Linked DNA regions of Homo sapiens: region 1 is linked to region 2. Evidence: chromatin loops called from intact Hi-C (ENCODE). Cell type or tissue: dorsolateral prefrontal cortex. All regions are shown on one strand. Each heading gives the region's core, and the rest is flanking DNA. Links, peaks and the distances in the headings are about the cores only.

The links. Peaks named below come from ENCODE experiments on the same cell type or tissue, not always from the same donor. Only the 100,000 strongest peaks of a DNase experiment are listed, where the experiment ranks them.
Region 1: a loop joins it to region 2, with 1.9 times the contacts of the local background. A loop is called at or near these places in 5 of 110 quality-filtered maps.

Annotation. Positions count from the first base shown.
Region 1 is chr6:151,140,170-151,148,502 of GRCh38, reverse strand. The region is part of intron 1 of LOC124901432 (a long non-coding RNA gene); the gene reads left to right. Among named protein-coding and RNA genes, the nearest start is that of MIR12131, 42 kb to the right of the region's middle. In dorsolateral prefrontal cortex, for the core only: no CTCF peak of the experiment used is centred there; no DNase peak of the experiment used is centred there.
Region 2 is chr6:151,021,494-151,029,826 of GRCh38, reverse strand. The region is part of intron 24 of MTHFD1L (methylenetetrahydrofolate dehydrogenase (NADP+ dependent) 1 like); the gene reads right to left. Among named protein-coding and RNA genes, the nearest start is that of MIR12131, 77 kb to the left of the region's middle. In dorsolateral prefrontal cortex, for the core only: no CTCF peak of the experiment used is centred there; a DNase peak (open chromatin) is centred at 4,526; H3K27ac peaks cover 2,117 bases.

The DNA.
Region 1 (8,333 bases), core at 235-8,234, 120 kb before region 2:
CCTAACCTCTAGTACCTGTAAATGTAACTTTATTTGGAAATAGGTGCTTTGCAGATGTGATCATATTACGATAGGGTCATTAGGATCCAGTAAGACTGGTGTCCTTATGAGAAGAGACACATGGACAGGGAGAAGGCCATGTGGAGACAGGCGTGCAGAGGGGAGGTGGCCATGGAGCACCGGAGGCAGAGAAATGTGTCATGCAGCCGCAGGCCAGGAACGCCAAGCATTGCTGGCAACAACCAGAAGGCGGGAGAGAGAGCACAGCTCTGCTGACACCTTGATCTCAGACTTGCAGCCTCCAGAACTGCGAGAGAATACATTTCTGTTGCTTTAAGCCACTCAGTTGGTGGCACTTGGTTTTCCTAGCAGCCCTAGGAAACGATTACAGCAAAACCCCTTCCCTTTCACAGCCTTCAAATCCTTATTAGCCAGATGGCAACAATACAGGCAGGCCTGCCCCACCAAGTTATCTGACATACAGATTGCTCCGGCCTTCTGCAGCCACCCCCATGGTGACCGTCTTGCCCCTCAACCCTCTTGTCCTTGGCACCCCCTCAGCAATGCCCATGACTGCTGAGTGCCTGGGAGACCCTGTGCCCCATTTTGCCCTTCCCTTCTAGCCCTGCTTTCAAGCCCAGTGTTGCCCAGGGCTCTGAGTCTGGGGGCTCTGCGAGGCCCACGGTGGAGGCCAGCCAGCTACAAGAGCTCTGTCTTGCTGTCTGTAACAATCAATAGACATTGAGATCTCTAGCCCCCGACAGAGGGAAAAGGCTTTCTGAGATGCAAACAACTCACCTACAAATGAACTTCTGGAATACACCGTCATTTGTGAGTGCAGGAACAGTCTGTGTCGGACGCTCGGGCCCAGTTTGTAGATAAAGTTGTAGCAACACAGCATATTGTAACATTCACCAGTCCAGAAAGGTGCTGAGAGGGCTCAGAAAGCAACTCATTTTTCCTCCCACTGAAACTCAGGAATGTCCTTTGAGGACTTTTGCTGAGATATGCGAATGATTTGCTTTTCAAAAAAACTGTAAGTCAGGACCTCCGTGTGATTCTCACCCAAGTCCTTCTTATCATGTGCAGAACTTCTCTGGGTGCCTGATTCTCTCTGTGGTGGCAAAGAGACGGGGCCTGTGTGGGCCAAGGCGCAGAGCCAGAGAGGGAGGGTTTGGGGCGTTCTCCCAAGGACAGCAAGTACAATGTGGCCCTCCCTCTGACCTCCTTTGAAAGACATCGAGGGCTTGGAGTCCTTGCGTCCCCTACAATCCAGTGTGTCCTTGATGGAGTGATGCTGCTCTCCCTGCATTCCACCTCAGCCAAACAGCTCCACTTACCCCCTTTATATATTGGGGTGTCACATAAGATTGTACTTGGTAAGAATGTCCCCTGCTCACATATGTATGCATGTGTGTACCAGTTTGAAGGCCACTCTTTCTAGCCTGGAAGCACATCTCAATGGGTTTCATGGTGGCCCCTGCAAAGACATGCCTTGCCTTAATCCCTGGAGCCCATAAGGTGATGTTCTTTGGAAAAAGGATCTTTGCAGATGTAATTAAGTTAAAGATCTTGAGCTGAGATCATCCTGACTTATGTGGTGGGCTGTAAATCCAATGACAAGAGTCCTTATAAGAGAGAGAAGAGAAGAAAACACAGATCGAGAGAGAAGAGGAGGAAGTCTTGTGAAGACAGAGGCAGAGATTGGAGTGATGCAGCCACAAGCCAAGGAATGCCTGGGACCACCAGAAGCTGGAAGAGATGAGGTAGGATTCTCCCGTGGAGCCTTCAGAGGGAGTGTGGCCCTGCCAATCCTTTGATTTCTAACTTTTTTTTTTTTTGGATGGAGTCTCGCTCTGTTGCCCAGGCTGGAGTGCAGTGGCCCAATCTCAGCTCACTGCAACCTCCGCCTCCTGGGCTCAAGCGATTCTCCTGCCTCAGCCTCTTGAGTAGCTGGAATTACAGGCGCTGGCCACCATGCCCAGCTAATTTTTTGTATTTTTAGTAGAGATGGGGTTTTGCCATGTTGGCCAGGCTGGTCTCAAACTCCTGACTTCAGGCTATCCACTGGCCTTGGCCGCCCAAAGTGCTGGGATTACAGGCATAAGCCACCATGCCCAGTCTGATTTCAAACTTCTGGCCTCCAGAACTAAGAGAAATTTCTGTTGTTTGAAGCCACCACGTTGGTGGTACTTTGTCAAGGAGACTAGCAGAAGCATTGTGGGGCACGTGAATGTGCCGTCCCTGTGAGAAGGGAACAGGGGATCCTGCCTGTTCCTAACCCACCACTGGGACCTACCTGCACACACTTGGTGCTTACCCGTGATCTCAGCACCATGTCAAAAGGAACATTGTAATTCTACTTCCGGGAATCTACCCTGAGGAAATAACTGAGAAAACGTGCAAGGCTGTAACTCTAAAAATGTTCATCACAGTTCTGCTTGGAATAAAGGAAAGCTGAAAACAATCCACATGTCTCACCATAGGGGATCAATTAATTAATTATGCTGCAGTCATACAAAACAATCCTATGTAGCTGTTAAAATAACATTACAGAAATGGAACTCTCGATGTGGAAAGATGTTACTAATTTACTTGTATAAAAATACATTATGGTGAGCTTCAAATCACTGATAAGTTAAAAAAATACATTACGGTATGAACTCATAAAAAAATACGTAAGCACATGTATTACACATTATACCTAGAAAAATCTAGAAAGAACGGCTGGGCGCGGTGGCTCACGCCTGTAATCCCAGCACTTTGGGAGGCTGAGGCGGGCGGATCACGAGGTCAGGAGATTGAGACCATCCTGGCTAACACGGTGAAACCCCGTGTCTACTAAAAATACAAAAAATAGCCAGGCGTGGTGGCGGGTGCCTGTAGTCCCAGCTACTTGGGAGACGGAGGCAGGAGAATGGCATGAACCTGGGAGGTGGAGCTGGCAGTGAGCTGAGATAGCGCCACTGCACTCCAGCCTGGGCGATAGAGCCAGACTCTGTCTCAAAAAAAAAAAAAAGAAAAATCTAGAAAGAAATGTTGACGGTGGTTTTTGTTGAGAGCGTAGATGTTTTACATTCTTTTGCTGCTCTGTATTGCTTGTTATTAATATATAATATAATAATAAATTATATAATATATAGTAATATGAAAAATAGTTGTAATAATAATAAAAAGCAATCAAAGACATTTATTTCATTTGGGGAAAGAAAAAACCCTGAAACTTGTCATCAGCAACATAGTGAGGAATATCATTTTGCCACGTGGAGGATTTAGGGAGACATGTTGGTCCAGCACCAGGAAAGCCCTTGCTCCCGGGAAGTCAGAAAGAGATGCTAGAGGTTGCAGTGTCAGGAGTAGGCTAGTAAGCAGGGCAATACTTAATTAGAAAAATGCAGACTTCTCGCAGCCTTCTACATGCTACCATCATTGTAAATCTCCAAGAGATGTCTGCATTACCACCTCCCTTCCACCTAATTTGATCCCTAAGCCAGGAACATAATCTAATACTCCTGCTCTGAGAAACATACTTTAGGAAATTTTGGGATACCATTTGACCTAAAGCAGCTCAACTGAGTTAAGAGTAAAACTACCCAGATACAAATTAAGGAAGAATGTTTTCAGTTTTTATATTGCTGAGAAAGACAGACTTCTCTGAAGTGAACATAAGCAACAGTGAGCTGTAAACTGAATGCAAGTTAACTGTGTCTTAAAACAATATTAAAAGTCTGGCAAATAAGAACAGGGAGTTTGTTGTTGATTAGATCCTTTTTGCTGTTTGGGCTCTGTGTTTAGAAGGAATGCAGAAATTTTACAGAGGGTCTTGAGAAGGGTGGCAATCAATAAGGATAGGAGCAGGCTAGGTGCGGTGGCTCACGCCTATAATCCCAACACTTTGGGAGGCCGAGGCGGGCAGATCACGAGGTCAGGAGATCGAGACCATCCTGGCCAACATGGTGAAACCCCGTCTCTACTAAAAAAAAAAAGAGAAAACAAAAAATTAGCTGGGCGTGGTGGCAGGTGCCTGTAGTCCCAGCTACTCGGGAGGCTGAGGCAGGAGAATGGTGTGAACCCGGGAGGCAGAGCTTGCAGTGAGCTGAGATGGCACCACTGCACTCCAGCCTGGGTGACAGAGCAAGACTCCATCTCAAAAAAAAAAAAAAAAAAAAAAAAAAAAAAAAAAAAGGATAGGCGGCCAAAGAGGAGAGGGAGAGCTGAGGAGAAGGAAAATATTGACAGGTTTAGCTGATAGTTTGAACACGGTGGAAAGTGTCAGTGTACATGAAAGCTACCTGCCAACAGGTATCTTCCTTGTGCTCGCTGGTAGGTTAGAAAATGGGCCCTTTCCTGAAAACCCTGATGCCAGGAGATGTTCCAAGTGTCGTTGCTTGATGACGGTGACTCAGCTGGCCTTCTCTTTCCTGCCCAAACTCACAACAGTTCTAAGTTTGGTCCTTTTTTCTTTCTCTCTTTCTTTCTTCCTTTTTCTTTTCCTTCCTTCCTTTTCTTTCTATCTTTTCTACTCTCTTCTCTCTCTATTTTTCCCTCTCTTTCTCTGTTTTCTTCCTTTCTTCTGTCTTTCCTTTTCTTTTTTTTGAGACAGGATCTCAATCTGTCACCCAGACTGGAGTACGGTGGCACGATTACGGCTCACTGCAGCCTTGACCTACTTGGCTCAAGCAATCTGCCCACCTCAGCTTCCCAAAGTGCTGGGATTACAGGCATGAGCCACCACATCCAGCCCCTCTCTCTTTCTTTCTCTTTCTTTTTCTCTCTCTTTATTTCCTTCTTTTTTCAGAATGAACCTTTAGGAATCAGGAGACATGAATTCTGTTTGCAGCTTGGCTGCAAGCTTGCTGGGGGTGGAGGTCAGGCAGGGGCTGATGTCAATTCACAGCCTGCACAGGACGCAGGGGGCCCTTTACGAAAAGAATGTGATGGGACATCCTGCACGGGTAGGACACTCCTGGATTTTAACTTCCTGCCCCACAGCCCAATGCCCTCTGTTCCCAGCAGAGTCCTGGCTTTGCTGGCTCCTTCTTCCTGCCGTCCTTTCCTCTACTGCCTGTTCTTTCTCTATCTCTGCACAAGCCTTGAATATGAGGGCAGCCCTGGATGCTTTTATGAAGGTGGTGATTAGTTTTTGTGTGTGTGTGGTTTTTTGTTTCGTTTTTTTGGAGGGGGGACAGTGTCTCACTCTGTTGCCCAGGCTGGAGTGCAGTGGCACAATCATGGCTCACTGCAACCTCCATCTCCTCGGTTCAAGGGATTCTCCTGCCTCAGCCTCCTATGTAGCTGGGACTAAAGGCACACACCATCATGCCCAGCTAATTTTTGTATTTTTCGTAGAGACAGGGTTTCACCATGTTGGCCCGGTTGGTCTTGAACTCCTGGCCTCAAGCAATCCACCCACCTCGCCCTCCCAAAGTGCTGGCATTACAGGCATGAGCCACCTTGCCTGGCCTGGTGATTAGTTATAGTTCTTACTTTATTTTCTCTCCCCACTCCCAGGAGCAGATGTCCTCCTCTGCCCCTGGATACTCAGAGCAGACTCTGTGGGGCCTGCGGGCCTGTCCCTCAGCAGACACAGCATTGGAGCAGAGCTGCTATGCCCCCCTCCTCCTACCTCATTCAGGCACCTGTTAGCTTGGTGATGTTTCAGTCTGTGGTTTCCATACTTTGGAGCGCATGAAAATGATCTGGGTGGCTTGTTAACCCTACAGTTTCCGCAGCTTCTCCTCTAGAGAGTCTGACTGAGTTAGGGTGACTGTCCATTTTATGAAACCCCAAGTGATTCTGACGCAGAACCCCTGAAGCCGGGTGTGGGCAGTTACATATGTGCACAACTGGACTCTGATTATTCCTCCTCTTCCCAGGTCAAATCTACATTCTATTGATCTTATCATCTTTTTTTTTTCTGAGATGGAGTCTCGTTTTATCGCCCAGGCTGGAGTGCAGTGGCAGGATCTTGGCTCACTGCAGCTCCGCCTCCCGGGTTCACACCATTCTCCTGCCTCAGCCTCCCGAGTAGCTGGGACTACAGGCGCCCGCCACCACACCCGGCTAATTTTTTGTATTTTTAGTAGAGATGGTGTTTCACCATGTTAGCCAGAATGGTCTCAATCTCCTGACCTCGTGATCCACCGGCCTCGGCCTCCCAAAGTGCTGGGATTACAGGCATGAACCACCGCGCCTGGCCTATCTTATTATCTTAACATTCCTCTACATTTGCAATGCAAGTGGTTGGATGAAGTTCAAGTCCTTAGTCTATATATATATACATATATATATGTATATATATGGTACATATTACATAAATATAAATAGGATGTCTGCATAATTGATTGGGATGCTCTAGTGAGTAATGGGAGACTATTAATAGCTATGCCAAAATGTAGGGCGTGGCCTGGCCCACCTGGACCCTGTCTGTATACAAACCCTCTGTGATCTGGCCTCCTTCCCTTCCCAGCCTCCACTGAAGGCACTCCTCCTGGGGCCATTCCTGGGACTACTGTAGATTCCAGCCTCCCCGCACTACTGGAAATTCCTTTAATCCTCCCACGCACACGCCCAGATTGTCTTAGGCTGTCCTGCCCCGTGTTCCCATAGGGCAATGCTATACACACCCACTGTGGCTTTATTTTTCTGTAATTATTTGCTTACTAGTCTCTTTCTTCTCCCAGTAGGCCGGAAGCTCCTTTAGGACAGGAACTAGATTACATTCTTTGCTATATTTAGAGCCTAACAGACTAGGAGGCTAAAGCAATCACTCAACAAAAGTTTGTTCTCATAAAACAAGGTACATGAAACCATTAAATACTCACCAAGGTTCATTCAAGAAATACTTACTGAGCACCCACTACCCGATACCCTGCTTAGTCCTGGGCATGCAGATAAAGAAGGTCCTGGTCCTCTGGGAGCTCTCTTTTCAGGCCTGAGTTACTCTTATCAAAGGTGTTTGCATTTAAAAGGAGAATGTCTATGCGCAGTGATGCCGTGATTGGAATCTCTCCAGCTTTGGCTTCTAGAGGGAAAGAAGAGACTGAATGGCTTTAGATAACTTTCATGTATTAAACTCTTTTTGTATGTTGGCAAAACAAAAATGGCTACAACAGCAAAAAAGGCAAGAGTTGGACAAAAGCAACATAGCCTTGCAGCTAAGCATGCCGCCTCTGCTGCCTGCCTGCCTGGCAGCAAGTCTGGGCCCTGCCATATTTTTCACAAGTGACTTAATCTTTCTGGGCTTCAGTTTTTGCATCTATAATATGGGGATGATGATGGTAACTTCTTCCTTGGGGATCATGTGAGTATTAAATGAGTAACTGTGCCCGGCACATAGTAAGTGCTCAATAAATATTACTGCCACTAGATGCGATGGTCCAAAGACTACATCTTTATCTGGTTCCTGCAGGGTCCCAAGCATGTAGAGTAGACTCCCCTTGGGTCGGCTTCAGGGGAGCCTCTGAAGCACCGTGTGTAGGCCAATCCCCTGTCTCTGTGATTTGGGCTGTTGTAGAGAAACATCTGTAGCCTTAGGACCAGCTGGGAACAGCTTTAGGTTTGGATAATGGCCATTTTCAAGTTTTCTCCCAACCAGAGCAATTTTGGCACTGAACTTGGGACAAAACCAATAGGAATACATCAGGGATTACAGGAATCCCTGTAATCAACAGGAATAAATCAACTTATTTCTGTTAAGAACAATCCCTCAAATCAACAGGAATATAGGGGGAGCTGGCATGGTGGGGAGAGTAACACCGAGAATGAAGACCCTCTTCACGTGGCATTTTTCAAAGATTAAAGAAACCTGTTTTTAAAATTTCTTTTGGGGCACCAATATTACATGCCAATCACTGTCAATCAACAATTATTAATTAACTCATAGTGCTTTGTACACATTTCTTCTTTCACACAGAGGGCAATAATAACTTTGACAGTAGAAACTCCCTTTAGTGGACAGGCTAAGTAGGGAATCCTGTTGTGTGAGCCGAATGTGCCCAAATGCCCTTGTTTTCTATTACTTGGGTTTAATTAAACCTAGATCTCTCTTATTAGGAAGAAACTTTAAAGTCGGAGCAGCGTATTCACCAAGTACAACGTGAGGGCTGGTGGAGAAAGGCAGATGAGAGGCCATGAGCATCTTTAGGGTGTGTTTCTGACTTCAAAAATCTCCTAGGTGTGGGGGCCTCCCTTGCCCTGGGCTCCTCCCTGGTCTCCCTGCCCGCAAGTAGCAATGGTCAGTGTGAAAAGGACCGTGCATCCACCTGTTTCCTCTACCCTCTAAATAATTGGAATTTTGTCTCAGCCAGGCACTGTTCTAGGCACTGGGGATG
Region 2 (8,333 bases), core at 168-8,167:
TGGCTGAGTTGTTATTTAAAAAAATTTTTTTTATACAGAGACTCACTCTGTCACCCAGGGTGGAGTGGAATGGCGAGATCTTGGCTGACTGCAACCTCTGCCTCCTGGGTTCAAGTGATTCTCCTGCCTCAGCCTCCCAAGTAGCTGGGATTACAGGCATGTGCCACCACGCCCGGCTAATTTTGTATTTTTAGTAGAGACAGGGTTTCACCATGTTGGTCAGGCTGGTCTCAAACTCCTGACCTCAGGTGATCCGCTTGCCTCGGCCTCCCAAAGTGCTGGGATTACAGGCGTGAGCCACTGTGCCTGGCCTGATTTGTTATTTTTAAACACGAAAATGTTTTGTAAGAAATCTATCTATCTATCTATATAATATGTATATATATATTATTTATTTATTTATTTGAGACAGAGTCTCACTCTGTTACCCAGGCTGGTAGTGTAGTGGCGCGATCTTGGCTCACGGTAACCTCTGCCTTCTGGGTCAAGCAATTCTTTCTGCCTCAGCCTCCCGAACAGCTGGGATTACAGGCTCCCGCCACCACGCCTGGCTAATTTTTGTATTTTTAGTAGAGATGGGGTTTCACTATGTTGGCCAGGCTGGTCTTGAACTCCTGACCTCAGGTGATCTGCCTGCCTCGGCCTCCCAAAGTGCTGGGATTTCAGGTGTGAGCCACTGTGTCTGGCCTAAAATATATATTTTTAAGAACTTTAATTTTGGTAACGTACACATAACATATAATTTACCATCTTCTTTTCTTTTTTTGTGACCCAGGGTCTCATTCTGGAGTTCGGTGATGTGATCACGGCTCACTGCAGCCTCAACTTCCTGGGCTCAAGTGATCCTCTTACCTCAGCATACTGTGTAGCTATGACTACAGGTGTAAGCCACCAGCTAATTTCTAAAATTGTTGTAGAGATGGGGGTCTTGCTATGTTGTCCAGGCTGGTCTTGAACTCCTGGGCTCAAGTGATCTGCCTGCCTCAGACTTCCAAAGTGCTGGGATTACAGCCGCAAGCTACCATGCCTGGCCTAATTTACCATTTTAACCATTTCTAAGTGTACAGTTCAGTAGCGTTAAGTCCATTTATGGTGTCGGGCAACCAACCTCCAGAACTCTCTGTATTTAGCAAAACTGAAACTGTACCCATTAAGCAGCAACTTTCCATGCCCCTCCCCTTGGCCCCTGACAACCACCATTCTACTTCCTGTCTATGAATGTGACGGCTCTACAGGCCCCTACAAGTGGAATCAAGCAGTATCTGTCCTTCCGTGTCTGGTGTATTTCATTTAGCATAATGTTCTCAAGGTTCATCCGTGTGATAGGAGGTGTCCTTCCCAAGGCTGAATAATGTTCCATAGTATGTGTGTGCCATATTTAGCTGATCCCCGCTGACAGACAAGGGGGTTCCCACCTTTCAGCTACTGGGAACAATGCTGCTATCAACAGGGCTGCATGAGTACCTGCTTGAGTCCCTGCTTTCAATGCTTTTGGGCGTAAGGCAACATACATTTTTTTGTTACCAACTAAACTTTCTTCCTTTCCAATGTTTATTGGAAAGTGTTTTGGGAATTCCAAGGAGGTGCCGGGCTGACTGTGTGAGATGAGTAGTTGTGGTTTACTTCCTGTAGGACAAGCGCGACCACCCACACATGACGGTACTGTGAGGGGCCAGTAGTACGAATGAATCCCAACTGGGCGGCCCTGCTTCCCTGCCTCAACCCAGGGCTGTGTGCTTCCCAGCAGGCACTGCCATCTATCCAGCCCCACAGTTTCCCAGCACTCAGCACTTCTGATGCTTGGCCTCAACCTCGCCACCACTGGAGAAGATGAAGGTGCATTCTGGTGGCTTCCACAGGTATGACACTGTTTCCTGGGACCTGAAGAGAATGCACTGTCTACAACCTGAGCTACAACCCTGCAGCCACATGCTGAATAAAGTGCTTCAACTCACAGCTCAAAAGCCCATGGCCAGAGTGCTCTTGGGACTCCTGCTACAATTTTTGTTTTTCACTCACAAGTACAATTAAGGAAATAATCTTTTGGGTTTAGTGTAAATACTAAAATCTGCCCTGATAAGGTCCTTCCCCTTGCATGCAATCTATTTATATTCTGTTAGCAGGCAAGGAACTTCCTATGGTTAATCTGCTTGATTTGGGGGAGAAGTGTAATCTTTAAAGAAAAAAAAAAAAAAAGCCAAGCTCAGTCCAAAGGTCTTGATCTGAGCTTGATATTCACTTGTACTTCTCTGTAGTAAATGATAGCTTTTATAAACAAATAAAATGGCCAATTTATGACTGTTTATGCATTAATCATTGCTGGCTTTCTCTTGGTTCTGTAAATATTGACTAATATATTTACTTGCCACATTGTGCCTTGGAGAGTGGCCTGCACAAAGTAGGATCCCAAAGGCATCTGCTAAGTGATCAAATAACCACCTATGGCAAGTCCTTTCAAGACGTCAGGGCATTGTTCATACAGCTTCAGGGACTTTGTGTACCAAGAACTTCTGATGGATTGGGGACAATGAGACACAACAAACAACGATGACAGAAGAGAGTGTGCAGTCAAGACTCTGTATAAACATTACTATTAAAGTCAAGAGATCACAGGTTGCAGAGGGAGGCATGAAAATCAGCAAAAGCTGGCAAGATATTAAAAAAAAAGCTGGAATAGTGCATTAAAGAAAGGACAGGAGGCCTGGTGCGGTGGCTCACACCTGTAATCCCAGCACTTTGGGAGGCCAAGGTGGGCGGATCATGAGGTTAAGAGATCGAGACCATCCTGGCCAACATGGTGAAACCCCATCTCTATTTAAATAATACAAAAATTAGCTGGGAGTGGTGGCGCATTCCTGTAGTCAAAGCTACTTGGGAGGGTGAGGCAGGAGAATCACTTGAACCCGGGAGGTGGAGACTGCAGTGAGCTGAGATCGTGCCACTGGACTCCAGCCTGGTGACACAGCAAGACTCTGCCTCAAAAAAAAAAAAAAAAAAAAAAAAAAAGGATAGAAAGGACAGGAAAAATCTCAATAGGCAAAGAAGGGAAAGAAAGGCAGAAGCCAAGGTGAAATGGTGTCAAACACAGGGCTGAGTGGGACATAGTGAATATTCTGTCTATATAATGCACAGCTGCTTAACATATTAGCTACTTCAAAAGCCTGGTGTCTACACTTGTGTCTTTGGTCATTTTTGAACTAACATTATGTTAAATCTTCATATTCACCAAAAATGTAACCCTTCTCATACTCTACACTAATTCCTTTCCAAACTTCTTAAACATGTATTTCAGAAACGGAAATACTCTAGAACAAAGCTGTCCACTGCCACTTTCTATCACAATGGAAGATGTATCGTGTGTTCACTGGCCTCATGTGGCTATTAAAAGCACTGGAAATGGGACTGGAACAATCCAGAAACTGAACTGTCAATCTTAGCCACATGGGATATCAGGCAGTATGGCTCTAGAAAATAACTGTGACCAGTGGTTATATTGGTGGCACAGTCTCTCGCACAGAGCAGGCACAACATAAACACTAGCTGAATGACTCCACGAAGAAATAGTAGAGGATTTGGTGACCTTCATGCTTTATTAAATTCATTTTGTAGGTGTGGTGGACCAGGGTCCTAGAAGCTGAGTCACTCAAAGTTAAACAGTATAGCTTTCTTGGAAAGGCTCTGGAAATGCTCACTAGAATTCTTCAATTAAATTATTGAAGTCCTGTTTTTTAGTGGAATAAAATTGATCTGTACATTCTAGAAGAGCTGTTACATTTTAAAATAATTTTTTGATGACAAAAAATGGACAAAATAAAATGAAATGGAACAAAAGTTTAAAAATGAACTGTTAGAAATAAAGATCCATGAAGGCTTTATAACGTAGTAGGGGCGTCTCATCTTACTCAGAGGCCAAATTCTTAAGTCAGCAACTCTGAAAAATCTTTTAGAAGACCTATGAAAAACACTATGTAACACTCCACTCTCAATACCCTAGCATCTCTTAATGAGGCCCCACTGTTGTGAAGTATTGGAACACACTGCCATTTCTTCAGCCCTGCACCAAATGAAGTCGTTGGCATACATCGGGGGCCACAGTGAATGACAAATACATGGTTCTTTTCTTTCACCAAGGCTACAGAGTTGAATTCATATGGGTTAAATCTTCCTATGCTGTGATATTAGCAAAGTGTATTCCAAGTCCCGTAAAACATGTAAAGAGAAGGATCAATTAATAAACTTGTAAGTTGAATAGACATTTCCGGATACACAGTAATTATTTCCATTCGTATTTTGCATTTTAAATGAAGCATAAATTTTAAATGATCTACAAATACAGTTTGGCAAGCAGCCTTTCCTGTACTTCAAATTAAAGTACAACATGAAGCTGTCGATATTAATTTATACTGACCACACCACACTAGGTGCAAGGGCTTGCATTACCAATACCAACTGGAGTCCCGGGAGCGGCTCTGCCCTTGTTACTGAGAACAACAGGCCCCTGTATCGTTGACACAAAGCATGTCCTTGGCTGGAAATCAGCACATCTGAGCTACGTGCCGACGTCCACGAGCCTGCTCAGTGGGCATGGAGCCCTGTGGGCTCGCGGGCCCTGAGCAACAGGTTCACTCTGAAGACGCCTACATGTAGGGAATCTCATCCTTCTACGGCAAACCTGGGGTGCGGTGAGGGTAACCGGACTCTGGGAAATGGAAGAAAGGCTCGCCGCTAGAAAAGCTGCATTTCTCCACATGAAATAGTAAGAAATCCACATGGGTAATCTTTTATTACTCTCAAATAGAATAGTGTAGCAATGCCAAAAAACGGAATATATGGGAATAAGTGATTTTAAAGATCTCATCTCACCCAAAAGAGGGCAAAGTGCTGACTGGTTCGAGCACTCTGCTGGGCCCAGGAACACTCATGTACAGTGTTCTGTTTTGTTTTCTTTGAGACAGAGTCTTGTTCTGTTGCCCAGGCTCAAAAAAAACCCAAAACAAACACACACAAAAAAAACAGGCCGGGCATGATGGTGTGTAGTGGCATGTTCTTGGCTCACCGCAACCTCCACTTCCCAGGTTCAAGTGATTCTTGGGCCTTAGCCTCCAGAGTAGCTGGAATTACAGGCACGCACCACGATGCCCGGCTCATTTTTGTATTTTTAGTACAGATGGGGTTTTGCCATGTTGGCCAGGCTGGTCTCCAACTCCTGACTTCAAGTGATCTGCCCGCCTCAGTCTCCCAAAGGGTTGAGATTATAGGAGGGAGCCATCGTGCCTGGCCTTTTTTTTTTGAGCTTGGCTCTGTTGCTTAGGCTGGAATGCAGTGGGGTGATCTTGGCTCACTGCAACCTCTGCCTCCCAAGCTCAAGCAATCCTCCCACCTCAGCCTCCTGAGTAGCTGAGACTACAGTGCATGTGCCACTATGCCTGGCTAATTTTTAAAATATTTTTAGTAGAGACAGGATCTGCCATGTCACCCAGGTTAGTCTTGAACTCCTCGATTCTAGCGATCCTCCTACCTTGGCCTCCCTAAGTGCTAGGATTACAGGCATGAGCCGCCGCGCCTGGCCAAGCACAGTGTTCTCATGATGCATCTGCTCGTTCCTCTTCTACAAATCTGACTTAGGAACATCAATGTGTTACAAGAGCGAAATGAATGAATACAGGTGCAACGCTCGTTCCGTGTTCATGTTCAAGGAGCCCTTGTACTTTATTAAAAAAAAAAATCCCAACCTCTCAGAGACTGGGGAGACTGGAAGCCTGTGCTGTTTGAGTGTTTTTTTCCCCTAAACCCTAAGATCGTAGTTTTCTGTCTTAAGTGGTCCATTACGTGTGGTACCTTTAATGTTTGTTCCTGTGATCATATTTAATGGTCTTCACGAGCTTGCTTTTAGATTGAGAAAGTGGACACTCTCTCCACTGCAATGGTCTCATGTGATCTAAATTTAAGTCAGAAAGCCTGGGGAGGGATGGAGTGAGTGGTAGAAGGCAGCCGGCCAACATGTAGTGTGACTTTGATAGTTCATCATTTTACCTTCTCTCATAATTTTAGATGAAATAAGGCATTTCTAGAAACTTACATCATAGTGACAATCATTTTGCATGCTAGAAGAAAGCTTTCAATGACACTACAGGGATTCTTGTGACATGTGTAAGTATAATAAATACAGGCCACTGTTTTTTTCTCATTGGGTGCTATTTCAACCATCGAGGAAAGAAAGCTGGGGCAAGCTTTGCCAGAATCACAGGGATGAGTGGGATGCTTTGAGAAGGTTGGGCCAGTGCTCATGACAGGTGCAGATCCCTCGAAACTGTCTAACACAGCTGAATGACGTGCCTGGCAGGCTGGGTGGTGGGTTATATACTGCCGGCCAGCAGAGGTTTCATAAAGAACCTAGAAGCCAGTGTTGGAGAAGCATCTAGATTTGAGAGGGATCTAAGGTGTGTTTGCAGAAGGTCTGGTCAAGCAGGAGGTATCCGGGGCTTGGTGCAGTGGCTCATGCCTGTAATCCCGGCACTTTGGGAGGCTGAGGAGGACAGATCACTTGAGGTCAGGAGTTCGAGACCAGCCCAGCCAACATGGTGAAACTCTGCCTTTACTAAAAATACAAAAATTTGCTGGGCATAGTGGCCCACACCTGTAATCCCAGCTACTCAGGAGGCTGAGGCAGAAGAATTGCTTGAAACCGGGAGGTGGAGGTTGCAGTGAGCCGAGATCGTGCCAATGCACTCCAGCCTGGGTGACAGAGCGAGACTCTGCCTCAAAAAAAAAAAAAAAACCCAAAAACCAACCAACCAACCAACAAACAAAAAAACATAAAAAAAGCAGGGGGTATCTGGAGATTTGGGGTTGGATCATGGAAAGGGGGCCAGGGGATAAGAGGCTTATGGGAGGCTTGTTGAAGCCACTCACATTGAACAATCTAAGACTGTTTAAAGGCAGCTCAACCATAATTAAGAAAGCAGAATATTAAAGAGCATGGGGGAAGAAACAGGTTTATGAGTGAGATGCATAACTGACTGGAAAATGTAAGGACCAGCTTTCCACAGAACACTCCAAACATTCTAATGCACAACAGGAGAAGAGGGAGCGCTGAAGAAAGGGCTACTGACTCAGGCTGGCCCTGGGCGTGTCTGAAGATGGGAGGGAGAGCCGGGGGAGGTCAAAGGCCCTGAGGGGGAAGACAGCTTTTCCAGGGACAAGGACAACCAAAAGAAAGGACAGCCTTTCAACCTAGAGTGTGTTTTTTCCCTTCTAATTACTGTGAAATGTAAAAGGCAACAGAGATGTGCATCAATACCCTTTTAAGTTTTAAGATCCTATTAATTAAACCCTGTATGTACAATGTGAATGTACTTAATGCCACAGACTATACATGTAAAAGCGATTAAAGGGGAAATTGTATGTTATACATATTTTTACCACAATGGAAGATCCCCCACTGTATATCCATAGATATGCATTTTTAAATGTTTATTTCAATGTGGAGGCTCTAGTTGCAAATGCTCCAAGTCCATGTAAAGGATAGTTCTCACACCCCACCAACAACTGGTGTAGGTTCCAGCTGGCATTTTCAAGATGTAGAAAATAATTTCTTAAGAACCAACCAGAAAAACAACAACAATAACAACAAACATCCTGCCTTAAAAAAGACCAGCAGAGGAGGAAACACCCCTGGCCATCTGGGCAGTGAGAGCGTGAAGTTCAGAAGTCAGCAGAGCTGGCTGCGGCTCCAGGCTGTCTTCGTGGTTTGTTTTGCTCTTCCTTCATCCAGCCCCCACTGGGATCAAGAGAATGGCTTCACGCAAGGAACAGGAAAGACCTTTTAATAAAAACAAACACTATCCTGTCTTGCTGTCAAGGCTACACCTTAAAATGTTTGCAAGGCTAGAGGAAGGATACAGAGATGATTTTCAACCTTAACTCCTCATTTAACAAACAATATTCCGACTGAATGTCAAGCTGACTTCTCCGGGTCATACCTCCTTCTTTGCAAAAATGACTGATGTTTTATGATATCACTAAGGGCTCCCAATTCTCACGGAGAAGGAAAAACGTCAGTGTCTTGGTTTAGTTCAGTAGTGCTTTAGGAGACTTGACTTCTAATTCCTGGTTTTAACCCAGAGCAAAATAAACCAATCTTGGAGTTTGACAAAGTTACCTTGAGTTACAGGAGAATTCTTGAAGGTGAATTCAGGAGGCCCACTCTCTTTCCAAGTGAACATGACAGGAGGAAGAACCAGCATTGATTGACTACTTTCCTCCATTTTTTTCTTTTTGAGACAGAGTCTAACTCTGTTGCCCAGGCTGGAGTGCAGTGGTGTGATCTCAGC